Linked DNA regions of Mus musculus: region 2 is linked to region 1. A link is a loop called in an ENCODE intact Hi-C map of the cell type or tissue named here. Cell type or tissue: left cerebral cortex. All regions are shown on one strand. Links, peaks and the distances in the headings refer to the core of each region. The heading gives the core; the rest is flanking DNA.

What was found. Hi-C counts contacts between places; a loop is a spot of excess contacts. Peaks named below come from ENCODE experiments on the same cell type or tissue, not always from the same donor. Only the 100,000 strongest peaks of a DNase experiment are listed, where the experiment ranks them.
Region 2: a loop joins it to region 1, with 2.9 times the contacts of the local background. A loop is called at or near these places in 4 of 42 quality-filtered maps.

The regions. Positions count from the first base shown.
Region 1 is chr4:150,442,940-150,450,474 of GRCm38, forward strand. The region is part of intron 4 of Rere (arginine glutamic acid dipeptide (RE) repeats); the gene reads left to right. It overlaps Gm52709 (a long non-coding RNA gene), which reads right to left. Exons shown (of 2, transcript XR_003955312.1): 2 at 1-7,535. Among named protein-coding and RNA genes, the nearest start is that of Gm52709, 21 kb to the right of the region's middle. In left cerebral cortex, for the core only: no CTCF peak of the experiment used is centred there; DNase peaks (open chromatin) are centred at 4,117 and 4,853.
Region 2 is chr4:150,393,034-150,400,568 of GRCm38, forward strand. All of the region lies in intron 1 of Rere (arginine glutamic acid dipeptide (RE) repeats), which reads left to right. Among named protein-coding and RNA genes, the nearest start is that of Gm52709, 71 kb to the right of the region's middle. In left cerebral cortex, for the core only: a CTCF peak has its summit at 3,392; DNase peaks (open chromatin) are centred at 3,988 and 4,046; H3K27ac peaks cover 1,010 bases.

The DNA.
Region 1 (7,535 bases), core at 1,283-6,282:
GAGGGAGATTTCTCGGGACAGCTTTCTGTTGATTGATGGTTACAAAGCTGTATAGGTGACAAAAACTCTTCTTAAGTTTTTTGTTTAATGAGTTCAGTAGGATTTCTGGAATCATTTTTAGAGCTGTGCTTCATAGAAATGGATTCTCTGGCCAGGGTGGTGGTGGTGATACACGCCTTTAATCCCAGCATTCCCAGAGGCAAAAGCAGGCAGATCTCAGACCAGCCTGGTCTACAAAGGTAGTTCTAGAACAGCCAGGGCTACACAGAGAAACCCTGTCTCAAAGGAAACAAAACAAACAACAACAACAAACAAAAACAAAGGAAATGGGATTCTGGCCAGTGGTGGAAGAGTTGTCTGTTTTCTTGCAGGTTTATGGACGGTAAAGCTCAGTTTGCAGCTCTGAGATGCAGAAAAGAGCCTGATTCTTTGACCTCATCTTCTCCTTTCTTACCTTGCTGTGCTGGGTTCTGGGCCCCTCTTCCTCTGTGGGGTCGATCCTCCCCAGAATCCTTCTTCAGTCCTGCTTGCCATCCGTGCCTTGTCCTCTGCTCAGCTGCTGCATCTTAGTGCTCTCTGGTGGGAGCCATGGGGTGGGGGTTACTTGTGGTTTTCATTAGAAATGATTCCCCCATAGCAGTTAAATCATACCTTTCACTCTTGATACTGTAGTATCGACTCAGTCTTGCTGGAAGTGCTTTGTTCTGTAATCACAGACTTCATTTCCTTGAGCCTCAGTTTGTTCACTTGTGAAACTGCAGCAGCAGCTGTGATGATGGTGATGGTGGTGATGGTGATGATGGTGATGATGGTGGTGATGATGATGATGGTGATGGTGAAGAATTCAGTAGTCATAGAGTCAGCCTCAGAGCGCCCCAAAAGATTCTGGGAATGTGGGTTGATAACCAGCCGACTGAGTGAAGTACAACCATGAACATATCATAGGTAGGAGAAAACCATTGTTCCGAGAGGGCTGCGGGTATAAATTCTGTAATAGGGGGCTTGCCGAACAGGTCAGGCCCTGGTTCTAAGTCTCTCCCAGTCCTGCCTCAAGAATTGCTGGTTTGCTTCTACTGACTTCCCCAACATTTAAAGTAAGTGTAATCTTTGTGCTTACTGTGAAGGGCAATTTATAAGTTAATTTCAAATCAAACTTCAAAATTAAAAGAACCCTCAGAACCAACATTAATTCAGTTAGGGTAGGCTGGTATTTATTTCTGAAGTAAATAGTTGCCTGTGATAACTGGATGGCTTTAGCTCAAGCTGTTGGGAGCACGTCCATGTCCTGTGCCAACGACACTGCCCCCACGCTGGGCTCTGTTGCTCTTTATTTTTACCACTGTGACTGTGTTATTTGTATGAAGTGATTTGGCCTTTGCCTGGCAGTGTGCTGCTGCATGGTCAGCTCCACTGGCTAGCATTTGCCTGCTACTGCATGTAAGCTTTTATTCTCCAACCTCCCCCTCCCAACTGTATAAGCCAGGCTAGCCTCAAATTCACAGAGATCTGCTGCCTTTCCCTCCCAAGTACTGGGATCAAAGGCTTGTACCACTAAGCTCAGCTGTGTAAGGTTTATTTATAGTCAGTTTCCTGTATGTTTCTTTCTTTGTTTTTTAATTGAGATAAGGTCTCACTATGTTGCTCTGGCTGTCGTAGAACTCACTGTATAAACCAGGCTGGCCTCAAACTCACAGAGATCCATCTGTCTCTGCCTGCCTCCTGAGTGCTGGGAATAAAAGATGTGTGCCAGTATGCCAAACTATAATCTCTTGTTTGCTTGTTTGTTTTGCTTTTCAAGACAGGGTTTCCCAGTGGAGCCCTGTCTGTCCTGGAACTTGATTTATAGAGCAGGCTGGCCTCGAACTCAGAGATCCACCTGCCTCTGCCTCCTGAGTGCTAAGATTAAAGGTGTATACCACCAGTGCCCAGCTTATAGTCAAATTCTTAATAGCTCTGAACTTTATTGAGTTGATCACTCCAAAATATTAATTTGTTGAATGTTTATAATTTAAAATTCACTTTATATAGTGACAGCAGTTCCTTGGCCCACCTCAGATATTGAGCATTGGTTGTCCCTGACAGGAGGTGGGTGACTTGGTTGCTTCATACTGTCTCCTGGCTGGGTTGGGAGAGACTTGCACTTTATGTTTATAATTTTGGTTGCTGAGAAATTGAGTCGAGCGTCTGTCCCACTTATAAGGTACAATAAAGAAAGCACCGTGTTTTGTTTTGCACAATTGAATAAGGCTTTGGGTTTGCTTTATCTGGTGCCGTGACTTGTTTCCATTTTGATGGTCAGTCTCAATGTGTACACACGTGTCAGCAAGTCTCAATGTGCACACACGTGTCAGCAAGTAGCTGGGACTGGGCGTGGGGGCACACGCACGCCTTTAACCCCAGCACTCGGGAGGCAGAGGCACGTGGACTTCTGAGTTCGAGGCCAGCCTGGTCTACAGAGTGAGTTCCAGGACAGCCAGGGTTGTACACAGACAAACCCTGTCTTGAAAAACAACAACAACAAAAAACCACAAACAAACAAACAAACAAACAAACAAAACCCAAATAGCTGGGAATGTACGGAGTGCATAATTGAATCATTTATAAGAGACATAGGAACAGGTGATCCTTGACTATTTAATCTGTAGAAATTGAAACATTATTATGGTTACAGTAGCTCAAGTAAGAAGACGCAATGCAGGAGGCCAAGGAGTCTATAGAGAGGGATGACAAATGGCAGAGAATTCTAGACTACTTTTGTTGAGAAATCATGTGTCAGGAAGGTGCTGTGCTTAAATTCTTGATGTTTTCACTGAGCTGTGAGGCTGAAGATCAAACATCCTCCCTCTGCTGAGAACAGAAATCAATGCAGACTCCGGGCTGCGCTGTTAGTAAGTGGCCCTCCTAGCGTTTCATTTCCTGGGATTTGTCTGGGCTGGTGATCCGTCCATGGGAGAAGGGGATTTTTGAGGCGCTTTGTATTAAAATCAGCTGGAGAATCCCTTTTGGACAGTTCCCTTCCGCTTCACTGTGCTCTTGAACAGGTTTGTGATTTCCTTTTGTCCATATGTCTCTGTGTATTCCTTAACTAGCCCACCCCTTGCTTATCTTTGTCTTCTGTTCTTTTCAGCTCTTGCCTTGCTGACAAATTATTTCAGTGATAGCCTTTGCAAGCACCACACACACTGGACATATTTCATTACCCTGCAATGCTGTTTAAGTTATAAATTCTTGCCTCATGATGTAAATTAAGGAGAAAGCCAGGCTGGCTAGACGGGTGGTACAGGCTTGTGTTAGCAGCTGCTTAAAGGCTAAGGCAGAACGACTGTAAGTTCAAGGCCTGGCCTGGGGACTAAAGAGCAATGCTGTAATAAGTAAGAAGCCAGGGGCTTCTGAAGAGCAGAAGCTTGCACAAGTGTGCTTGGCCACTGCATCTCCTGAGGGAACTTAGAATCCTTTCTCTGTAAAGGGAAATCAAATGGCTTCAATGTTTTCAAAATGGTAGTATTGTAATGGTCATAGTTTTTGGTGGAGGTACCATTGTTGCCAAAAGAAGGTGTTTTTTGTTTTAACCCTCCAAGGGCAATGCTGAGTTAGAGACATTTCCAGCAGAAACAGGACTCAAGGCCAAGGCCAGTGCAGACAGAGCAAAAAGCAAGAGGTGGCTACCTACGATAACTGCTCAGAGTTTAAAGTCTTTTCTCTGCTCTATGTAGGAGCTGGCTGAGTGGGAAGGTAGATGCACAAGGAAGAGCAGAAAGAGAAAGAAAGCATTGAAATGCGCATATCCAGAGCAGGGGCAGTGGCCTGTGTGCATGGCATCTTGTCTGGAATGTGCAGCACCGCAGGGAGGCCGTGGTGTATGGGGGATCTGAGGCTTCCCTGGACAAGGTGACCTTAGTTGGCTTTATGTGAACAGTGTAACTTGTAACCTTGCCAGGCTCATACCTAGCCAGTGTCCTATGCTGCCTCACACTGGAAGGTTGGGGATGCCCGATGGGTCTGTCTATTGCTATGGTGGGTAGAGAAGTGTCTTGTTGTCTCTTGTGTGCTGTCTGTCCACATGGTCCACCCCCACTGCAGGTTAGTTGTTTTCTCTGCCAGCCTGGCTTTAGAATGTGGGTGTGTTTTGGTTGGTGGAGTCAGTCAATGCAGGTGGAGGAATGCAGCAGACTGGCCCCTGTATATCCTATCTTAGTAATTTAGAGTGTACATTTAAAATATCCAACCTGCTTTTTTAGACTATTATTTTAACTGGGTAGACACATCACCCACTCACATTTACAGAGGACTGAGAGCAAGGCACTTGCTCAGCCAGGCATCCATCTATTTACTACTTGGATGAAGTGGCACTTCCTCTGCTCGCGCCTAAGGAAATAGGATTCCCTTCATGGTGTCAGAGCAAGAAGTTGAGTTTTGTAGAAGAGGACCTGGAATATTTTTCATTTCATTGACTTCTTGTTTGAGTTATAATGTCAGAGATCTGGGTAAACAAGTTTTTTAAAAGTAAGCAATTGTTTTTCAGAATTGCAGTGTCAGATTAAAAGTGTACCTCATTATGAATTAAATGGTTCATTTAATGGTTTTAATTACTGCTAGGAGTAGTAGGAGGTGAATCTCAGCTCACTCTCCCCTTTAGGGACTCATGCCTTGTCCAGTAATGCTCGTGGTCTGTAGGGCTGCAGAGGTTGCTGAAATTGCAGTTTCCGCTGTGGTCCTGAGTGCACTTGAACACTGCCAGCATTGAGTGTCTGCACTGCTTCCATGGTGTGTCACCTGGACTCAGCTCTCTAAGGGGAATTCCTTCCCTTACTCCCACTGGGTTTCTTCCTGGGGACTGAGCCCAGGATCCTGTGTGGGCTGGGCAAGTACTCTACTCTATTGCTGAACCAGCTAAATCACAAGTCTTCCTGGTTCCCTCAAAGAGAGGGACAGGCCCGTTCAGTTCTCTAGGTTTTGTCATATTGACTTGCATCTGACATACTGACTGAGGAGCTTTTGTACCTGGGTCAGTTTTTTCTAGGCCAGTCTACAGTCTACAGAAGTGTAGCTGTATTCCTACATGCAGGTGCTTCCTGCCCCTCTAGAGAGAACTGCCATGTTTTGTGTAGTTGTCCAGGAATGATTACACATTACCTCTTGATAGATGCTTTATTCTCTTAAAGATTGATTTTTAAAATATTTATATGTTTTTGCTTGCATGTATGCTTATGTACCATGTGAGTACCTGGTCAGAGAAGTCAGAGAAGCTGGAATTAAAGATGGTTGTGAGCCATCCTGTGGATGCTGGGAATTGAACCTGGATGCTTTGTAAGAACAGCCAGTGGTCCTAAAGGCTGCTATCTTTTTAGCCCCTCTTTCTCCCTTTTTGGAATCAAAATTTCACAATACAACACAGGCTGCCTTTGAACTTCTAATCCCAAGTCACTTTACCAAGGTTGGGGCTAAACTCGTGCAGTGTTTTACTTAGCCTGCTTTAACATTTTTTTTAAAGTCATTATTTTATATACATGGTTGATTTGTCTCTGTGTTATATCTGTGCACCATATGTGTTTCTGAGTGTTGGCTTCCCTGCAACTGAAGTTAGATAAGGTTGTAAGCCAGTAAAAGGTCTTAGGACCCGGACCCAGTCCCCTAGAAGAGAAGCCATGTTCTAAACCACTGAGGTTTCTTTCTAGGACAGACAGATGCTTTTTATACACAGGCCTGGCAGGTTTTTCTGTCAGATAGTAAGTGTTTTGTTTTGTCTTCCCTGTGGTAGCTGTTTGCTTTTGTCAGGTGTTCCCTACACTTATGCTCAACTGTGTGTCTTTATCCAGAAGGTACTGGGAAAATTGGCAGATGCCCAGGAGGAGCTGGGACCCTTGTCTACAGGCCACTGAGCTAATAGAAACTTGATGATTTCCTGGAGTTTGCGTCCTACCTCATTGCTATTTCCTATTGCTCGTGCTGCTGTAAGGATTGTGTTGTGGTTTGCACAGTTAGTGGAGAAGTGGTTTGATTCTTTCCTATATTGTTCTGAGCTGCTGAGTTTGAATGCTGCACCTACACCTACACTCATGTCTCTCTCTCTAACCCCTTTCCTTTTGATTACTTCATAAAGTAATCAAAAGCAGATAGGTGAGATGATCCTTGCAAGAAACCATTGTCAGCGACCCTGGGAGAGTTTTTGAAACAATAGCTTTTATTCCTTGGAGGAGTTTAGTGTGTGCTGTCGGCTTTTTTTCTTGTTAATTAGCTTAAAAATAGGGAAATATGAAAGGTTTAATATGCAAAGTGTAATATATTAATAAAGGTAGTTCCCTTGTTTTTTAATGTTCTAACAAAGTATTTATTGTAGTGGAAATATTTATGTAATGAAAAGAGTGCCTTTCTGTTTAATCCCGAATCTCGCAAACAGTAACTGATTTGAGAAATACCGTAGTCCTTTTTGTCACATGGAATGTCTGACACCCATTTAGGTGAGGGAGATTGCTTAAAGTAGTCCACCATTGTAGATGACTTTTCTTTTTAACTAGACTGCTATTTAATAATTTGTCTTTGTTTCTCGGGGAAGTGAGGATGACTCTAGTAGTAAATAACTTAATGGCATAGAATGTTCAGTAATCTAATCGATGGTGGTCATTGAGACTCTTTTTATTATTATTATTTTTTTAGAAATCTCTTGTTTATATTGAAACACAATAGATTATAATTAGCCATGACAAAATTTTCCAGTTTTTAAGAAATACTACTACTTGACAGATTTATCTAGAACCAGGGTAGTATTTGAGATTTTGGGTTTTTTTTGTTTGTTTGTTTTCAGTGTTACTCATTTTTAATTCAGTCACTGCATTGCTGGCTACATTGTTTTGAGCCTAAACCCTGTGTGCCTCATTGCCACTCTGTTCCCAGCTTCTGAGAGACTTGGCAAGAGGATCAGAGCCCTAGGATTTGAGGCCAGCCTGGGTAATAGAAGGCCCCCTCTAGGAAACAAATAAATAAAATAAAAAATCACCTGCAGTTTCTGTCTTCCCATTTCCTTTTTAAAAATGCTTGCTGGCCTTACAAAAAGTGGCAAACTCTCAGTGTAGCCATTCAATGTCATTTTGGCTTCCCCAGCTGACTGTGGTGTTCTGTTGATCTTTCTACCCAGTGGTGTATAGACTCGTGTCATTATGAGTTCCCATCTCTAGCTTGCATTGTGTTTTATATATGATCATGATGAGGTAATTTCAATTCACTGAGAACTAGATTGTTCATGGAAAGGGGACCCAGCTGGCTTCTTTTTTCCTAATTCTAAACGGTTAGCTGTGCTACTGAGACAAGCTGTCTCATCTGTTAGGGAACTGGTTTTCATAGCTGTCAAGTGGAGATACCACTCACCCTGCTTACTTCTCAGGATTATTCTCATGTGGAAAGAAAGCTCTGTGATGCTGTGTTTTGGAAACTTCACAGTGACAAATAATGTAAGCGTGGTTTTTAGCGTTATTGTCTGTTGTTCCATAAGATAAGGTGAGCCTCCGTGGAGAGGCTTCTGCTCCCTACTCTGGTCTTCA
Region 2 (7,535 bases), core at 975-5,974, 50 kb before region 1:
ATTCTTTGTACTCTGAGATACTCCTTACATACTCTGTATCTTTTTATTTTGTCAAAATATTAGAAGTGACAAGCCCATAGGGAAGACAACACACACCATACTTAGCTGGTTAAACAATAGCATAAATTACTGATTACTGCAAATGGCACAGTGTCTGTCTAGGTGGCTAGTCATACTGTCCATTAGTTTGGAGTTTGTGAAGTAGATTAGGGGAGAGCAAGGAAAAGGTCTGTGCATTTCCCAAGTCTCATGGACATGATCTGATTAACGTGAACCAAAAGTGACAATTGTCCATTGAACGCTTTCCCCACAGAGTGCTGTGTGTTGGTGTGTGGGAGAATTATTCTTGAGAATGCTGTATGGCTCTGCTCCTGTTACATTTCAGTCCTTCACTACAGGTCGCTTGTTTTGGTAGTGTATTTTCTGAAGTGTTGCCTGCATTTTCCAGCTGCCCTTAAAGGTCACCAGAGCCTGAAGCTCTTCAGTGTGCATTTACATTGGGCAATAAACTGGGCATCTGGTAATTTTGTGATTGGTTCTAGCGTATGGAATGAATATGAGCTTAAAGGTTTAATTTTGAGGAATTTGATCAAGGATACTTAGCTTTGAACAGTTGGGATCCAGGCTGTATTTAACTAACGTATCTGTCCATTGCTCTACTATCCTTTTATGTTGCACTATATGAGATCAAAGCTTAGAAAAAGCTGTGTGGTATTGATTAAGCCTGTCGGCACATGGCCTATGCCAATCTTGTTGGGAGATCTGCTTGCTTGTGGAACAAGTGTGGTCTCTGCGCTCGCACACACTTTGGCACGGCGTTGCCAGGTCCTGCTCTGCTGCTCTAACTCTCCATGGTAACTGAGGCTGGTCTGCATCTCCAACTCAGGTCCCCCCCGCGCTGTTTCTTCCTCCCCACTCCTCCTCTACCCCCTCCCCTGCTTTTTCTCTTCCTCCTCCTCCAGGTGGTTTAGATTGGTAAGGACATAGCTGGGTTTGTTTTTTGTTTTGTTTTGTTTCATTTTTTAAACCTTGAAAAAGAAATTAAAATGAAATCATCTTTTAATGATAATGTCAGTTCTGCGAATGAAGGAGCACTCTGTTTGTTTGTTTGCTTGCTTTATCAAGACAGGGTTTCTATATGTAACAGTCCTGGCTCTGTAGACCAGGCTGGTCTTGAATTCAGAGATCACCTGCCTCTGCCTCCTGAGTGCTGGGATTAAAGGCACCACGCCTGGCAAGAGGATCTCTCTTAACTTAGTGATACTAACAGCCTGTGTTAATAATTTATAAACATCAGGTGATGACTTGCTTCAGCCAGTGGTTTTTGGGAAAAGCTGAGGGTAACATTTGAGATCATATTCTGCTGATCTGATGTAGGAATGTTTTAATACAAAAATGTTCACAGCGTTAACTTTTCTCCGCTCTTTAAAGAAACATTATTTTTCTCCTTTTGGCACTTATCTTTTGGAATCCTTTGTCTTACAAATTAATGGTTTTTGACGTAATAGTGTCTTTTCATGAAGATGGAAACTCATGATGTGGACTTGTAACTGGCTTCTTTAAAATCTCAGGTAGTCTGTTTGGAATAGGGCTGACGGGGCTTTTCATTGCAGCCTGTTAGATGCTGAGCAGGGCTGGGGTCTGCTCTCTGTGAGGCATTTCATCGTCCTGTAAAGCTAGGAGTCATAAACAAATTACTGCTGTCCTGAGAAGGAGGGTGGGTTTGTTCTTGGATTCTAGGGTAGACATTAAAAATTCTTCCATCAGGAAGAATCTAGACTTGCTGCCTTCCTAATGCTTTTACCACTGACTACAGATTCTAGGTTCCTTCACTCCTACAGATCTCTGGTAAACACCTGATCTAAGGGCGTTGCCATCTTTTTCATCTCCTGCATCTCCATCTTCCTGATTTCAGTGTCTGCTGCACAGACACACAAATCTGACTTATTGATACTTACTTTAAGTTACTGTGTTAATTTTATTTTGACAATAGACATGGAAAATGGAAATGCAGTGGGCTTAATGTTTTCGATCAGAAGCAAAGTATAGCTCAGGCTGAATATCATAGGAATAATCCTGTTGATACCAGGCAGTCAGTTGAAGCCTTAGCTGACTTCCTAGGAGGCTGTCTGTCTGTCCTGGGTGTAATTTGTGCCGTTCCTTCTTGTCTTGTAGGAATGGGAGTGCTCCCCAGTAGGAAGCAGGTGACAGTACAGCCTGCATCAGCTCTACTCATGAGGTGTGTTTCCTCATTAGCCACTTTATTCTTTTAAATTTGGCATAGAGACATCTAACCCACAGGTCCTGCTCATCCTCCTTCAGGGGCTAGCCTCCACACCCCTCAAGTGCTGGTTGTCACCGTGGTTGGTTTATACAGTGCTGGGGAGCCAACCCAGGACTTGAAGGATATTACACAAACACTGTACTAACTGAGCTGCACCCAAGCCATTAACCTGCTCTTTACTGTTACACATCACTTGTAGCCTGTTCCTGTTTAGTAGATAACTTCTACTGTTGAATAATTTACACATAGATTTTTTTTTTAATTTAATTAAAGCTCTTCACATCAAGTATTTAAGAACTGTCTTCATGAATATTATGTCAGCTTTGCCGCGTTTCACTCAATCATTTCAGATTCAGCTTGTACACCAGTTTTTACATCACTGTTAAACCTATCACTTTGTTTTCTTGGGTTGACATTTCACTTGTGTGCATGAATACACATGTGCATGTAGAGGCTTGAGAACCCCCGGGAGCACGTTTGCCAGCGCTGTCCAGTCTCCCTTATATTGTGTGCGCATCTATAGTGCATGCTTTGGTGGGTGGGTGGGGGTGTGCGTGTGTGCTCCCTCTGGATGGGTGCTCCTGTCACAGCACACATGTGGAACTCAGAGAACAACTTTCACTTTATTTTCTCCTACCATGTGGGGTTCCAGGCTTCAAATTCCGGTCATCAGAGTTTTGTGGCAAGTGCTTTTAACAGTCATTTGCCCTGGCCATTTTGTTTGTTTGTTTGTTTGTTTGAGATAGTCTATTACTGTCTGGGATTGGCCCGTAGGCTAGGCTAGATGCCAGAGAATCTGAAAGATCCTGGTATTTCTGCTTTCCCAGTCCTAGGACTGTCAGGTGCGCTGTCAGCCCATGCAAGGCTGATGCTTTGCTGGCTGGGCTGTCTTCCCAGCCCACGATTCTGCTTTACACTTACGTGTTTACCATTAAGTAAATCTTAACATCTTCACCCAGGGCCTCAAAATATACGAAAGCTGGTTTCACAGTCTTTTAACACTTTTTATTTTGCAGTGTGAGATTCATTCAAGCAGTTTTTCTTCTTTAATTTTTCTAACTTGGCAAAAGTTTTCATTTGGGCAGCTGTTGTATTTCCCTGAGAAACAGCAGGGGGAATGTTTCTATCCAATATATCTTTCTCCAGTGGGAACCAGCCAGGACTGGAGCTGCCTGGGTTTTATTAAGTGTAGCATTTGGTAACAACATTAATCTGGAGTTTGTTCATAGGCCCTTGTTAAGTATGAGAGTTTCTCTGTGAATAGACTGGTGTATTGTTTCCATGTCAGGGTTTCCAGTGACATCCTGATACACACTTCCCATCACCCTGCCATTGCAGGTGCCATGGCTCCCCCTCCCCAAGTCCCCTTCACAAACTTACTGGCCTGCCCATAATACCCTATTTGTTTCAGTTTTTTTTTTTTTTCTCCTTCTCTTTCCCTCACCCATTTTTTTTTTTTTCTTATTATGATCCTTCTTCCTCCACCTCCCAAGTGCTGTGCCATCGTGCCTGGTTTATGCAGTGCTGGAAGCTTTGTGTGTGCTAAGTAAAGGCCAGCCCCAGTGTAGTCTTTTCTGCTGCCGGCGCCCTGCTCCTGTGCTGAGGCCTGCTAGCTAGCTTTATACGTAAGCCCGAGCTTTCTGACCTTTCCCTGTGCCTGCGTCTTATCTGCGAGGCATCTGAAACCCAGCACCTAATACATTCCCCTTTCTTCTCCTCGAATGGGCACTGAACTGAACTGTTGTTTTCAGGGCAAACATTTCACCAGCTGAGCTATTTCTGCAACCCAATGCTTTGTCCTTATGTTTTTCTTTCCCTTTCTTAGTGTTCTCATTACAGTTGTGCTATGGAAACAGCGCTTCAGAATTCTTTCCTGCGTTCAGACCAGGGACTTGGCTTATAGGCATTTGGCTTCTCTTTCCCTTGGCTTCTCATTTTCTCTTGAGTTGGGCATCAGCAAAAGCCCTTCCTTGCTCCAGAAGCAGACTGGGTCTCCAGAGGAGCGCTGCTCCTAATGACCTTCAGGTTCTTGGGGCGTTTGCTCTTATTCTCCTGATTCGGCCTGAGACAGCTGTATAATTACTGTTGCAGGCAGTTCAGTTTATTTTAGAGAACAAAGAACATGGCACATTAGAGTGTTTGTAATGCTGTTGCCCCTCCCCCACAGCTAGCGGAACAAGGAAGTAATGGTGTTAGGTCTATGGATTCCATATTAGTCAGGCATAATTTTGAGTAAAACAACACAGGTATTTAAGTTCTCATTTGTGGGCAAATTTGTTTCCCAGAGATTATGTGGTGATATCTGGAGAGGTTTTTCTTTTTGTAATGCTGATCAGAACTTGGGGTTGTGCTAGCAGAACCTAAATGGGTATAGACCGCGACTGCTCCTACACATCCAGTATGCACAGCGCACCCCCTCCCACGTACACACAAAGACATATCTAGCTCCAGTTGTTGAAGGCACCACTGTAGAAAAACTTTCCTTTACACTGAACTGTGAATTTTTCTTCTTGGGCTGAATAGAATAAACAGCTATAGGCAATGTACAAAGCAACACAGGTCTGTGTGTAACGACCAAAGGCTTCCCATTTGAAGGTGTGACGTGGGGCTGGGGAGATACGGTGCTTGCTGCACGAGCCTCAGTGTTCTTGTAAGAAGCCAGGTGTGGCAGTGCGAGATCCAGTCCTAATCCTCGATCTGGGATGCAGACGGATCTTAAAGTTTACTGCCTTGCTGGTCTTGCTGAGTCAGTGAGCTCCAGGTTCAGTGAGAGAGCTTGTCCCAAAAATACGGTAGAGATCAACTAAAGAAGACACATGATGCCAGTTTCTGGTCTCCATGTGTACTGACATGGAACATGTGTATACACACAGACACACAAATGTACACACACATGTGCATGTACACACATATACAAAACCTTCGAGGTTTTAAATTTTTTATTGGAAATATGCTAGGACATTTCATCCTCGAACGTTTCTGCTTCAGTTTACGATGATAAAATCGTTCCACTGTCTTCAGTTTTATTCATGTGTATGAGGGTTTTGTCTGCATGTATGTCTGTCCGCCGTGTGTATGGCTTGTGCCTAGGGAAGCCAGAGGAGAGCAGCTGATCCCCTTAAGCTGGAGTTACAGAAAGTTAGGAGCTGCCTGTCACGTGGGTATTGGAAATTGAGCCTGGGTTCTCTGAGAGAGTGTTCTTAACTATGGAGCTATTCTCTGGACCCTAAAATACATAGTTTTAAAATTTTAGTAGAGCTGTTAATTGTATGCTAAGGTTTGCTCTTTTATCCTTAGGGAGGAAATTAAGGTTTTCTATTTGCTACTCTATCAGACTTAGTTCTCGAAATTCTCTTAAAGCCTGTTTAGAACGTGCCATTCAGTGTCTTGCCTCCCTGTGTATGAAAGCAAAAGCTTTTGCTAAGGCTTCCTGCTACAAAGGCTCCTCTTTGCATTTGACCCCTTTGTTCTGGGCATTGACATTGGGGCCTTCAGTAAGCCCTGGATTCTGAGAATTGAGTGTACAAAACCCCCAGATTGATGGTGTTCCTGGTTACTGATCACACAGGTAGAGAATTGCTGCCTCACTGGGATGGTTAGGTTTGGCCAGATGGACCAACCTTACACCACATCAGTTTCAGATGGGAAAGTTTTCCTTCTCACCTGCTGAGTCCACATCTCAGTGTCACTTTGCAGCTTCATCAGTGACTCCTGGCATGTGTTGAGGCCTTCTCCACAGCAGGATGCTGCTTATGAGAATGCCTGATTCCTCACACTGTGAATACGAGTGTCAGAGTAACATTTCCTTCTCTGGAGTCTAAGTCATTACATTTTCTTTCTCAGGCATGTTGGTATAAAAGAGAACAGGAAAAGAAAATTGATTTCCCTTTGAAAGCAAGTCACGCAGCTATAGCAGCTCACCTGTGGCTTCCTGTTGCATGTGGGGCTGCAGCTGTTTTTCTGGCACTAAGGCCTTCTAATTCAGACTATTCATTTTTATTTTTTGAGACAGGGTCTCTAGTCCCTGCTGTTCTGGAGTTTGCTGTGTAGACTGGCTGGCCTCAAACTCAAGAGATCTGCCTGCCTACTGCCTCCCAAGTGCAGGGATTAAAGACACGTGCCACCATACCTAGCTCCCTTTGTTTTTAAATGAGAATGCTAAAACAGTTTCTAACATTTATTTTTATTACACTTAATTATGTTTATTATTTTTTTATTTTTATTTTCATTGGTGTTTTGCCTTCATGTCTGTGTGAGAGTGTCAGATCTTGGAGTTACAGACAGTGTGAGCCGCCATGTGGGTCTTGGGATTTGAACCTGGGGTCCTCTTAAAGAACAGTCAGTGTGCTTAAACACAGAGCCATCTCTCCAGTCTCCTATATTTATTTATGTATAGGTGTGTGTGTGTGTGTGTGTGTGTGTGTGTGTGTTGGTGTTGGCACGTGCATGCATGTGTGTGCGCTCATATGAATGCACAGAGGCGTCAGATAGCCTGGAGCAGGAATTATAAGCATCCTGAAGTGGGTGCTGTGACCAAACTTAGGTTCTCTAGAAGAACAGTATACACTTTTAATTGCTGAACCATCTCTCCTGTTGTTGCTCTCACACTCCATCCCTCCCACCATCGTGGCTAGCCTGAAACTCACTATATAGACAAACTTTAAAGAGATCTGCCTACCTCTGCCTCTCAAGTGCCAGGATTTAGAGCCATCATCAGGCTTGGCCTGGTATTCAACAACTTATGATGGAAAATAATCCTCACTGCCAGATAACATTGCTGGTTTTCAAAGGTTTTCTTTTTGTTTTTGTTTTTTAATTTTAATAGTCTGCAACAGCACCAGGTTTTCATTGCTCACTACATGAGATAACCTGGAATTTTGAGGCACATAATTTAAAGCAGGATAGCTTTGTGGTTAAGAGATGGACTCTGGCCAGGCATGATGGTGTACACCTTTAATCCCAGCACTTTGGATGCAGAGACGAGTGGATCTCTGTTCAAGGCTAGCCTGGTCTACATATGGTGACCCTTTCTGGAAAACAGACAAACAGAGGTAGGTGAGAGAAGGGATGGGAGTCAGGGGAGATGGGCGCTGCTGGTGGTGATTTAACCGTCTGGAAGAGCAGTTATAACCATGTACAAGGTCCTGGGTTTAATCTCAGCATCACAAGTGGGTTGTAGATGTAAGAAACATCATGTGTGTGATTTTAGTCATCTTGCTTAGCCCCTTTTTGTGCCTGCTTTGGCTGTTGT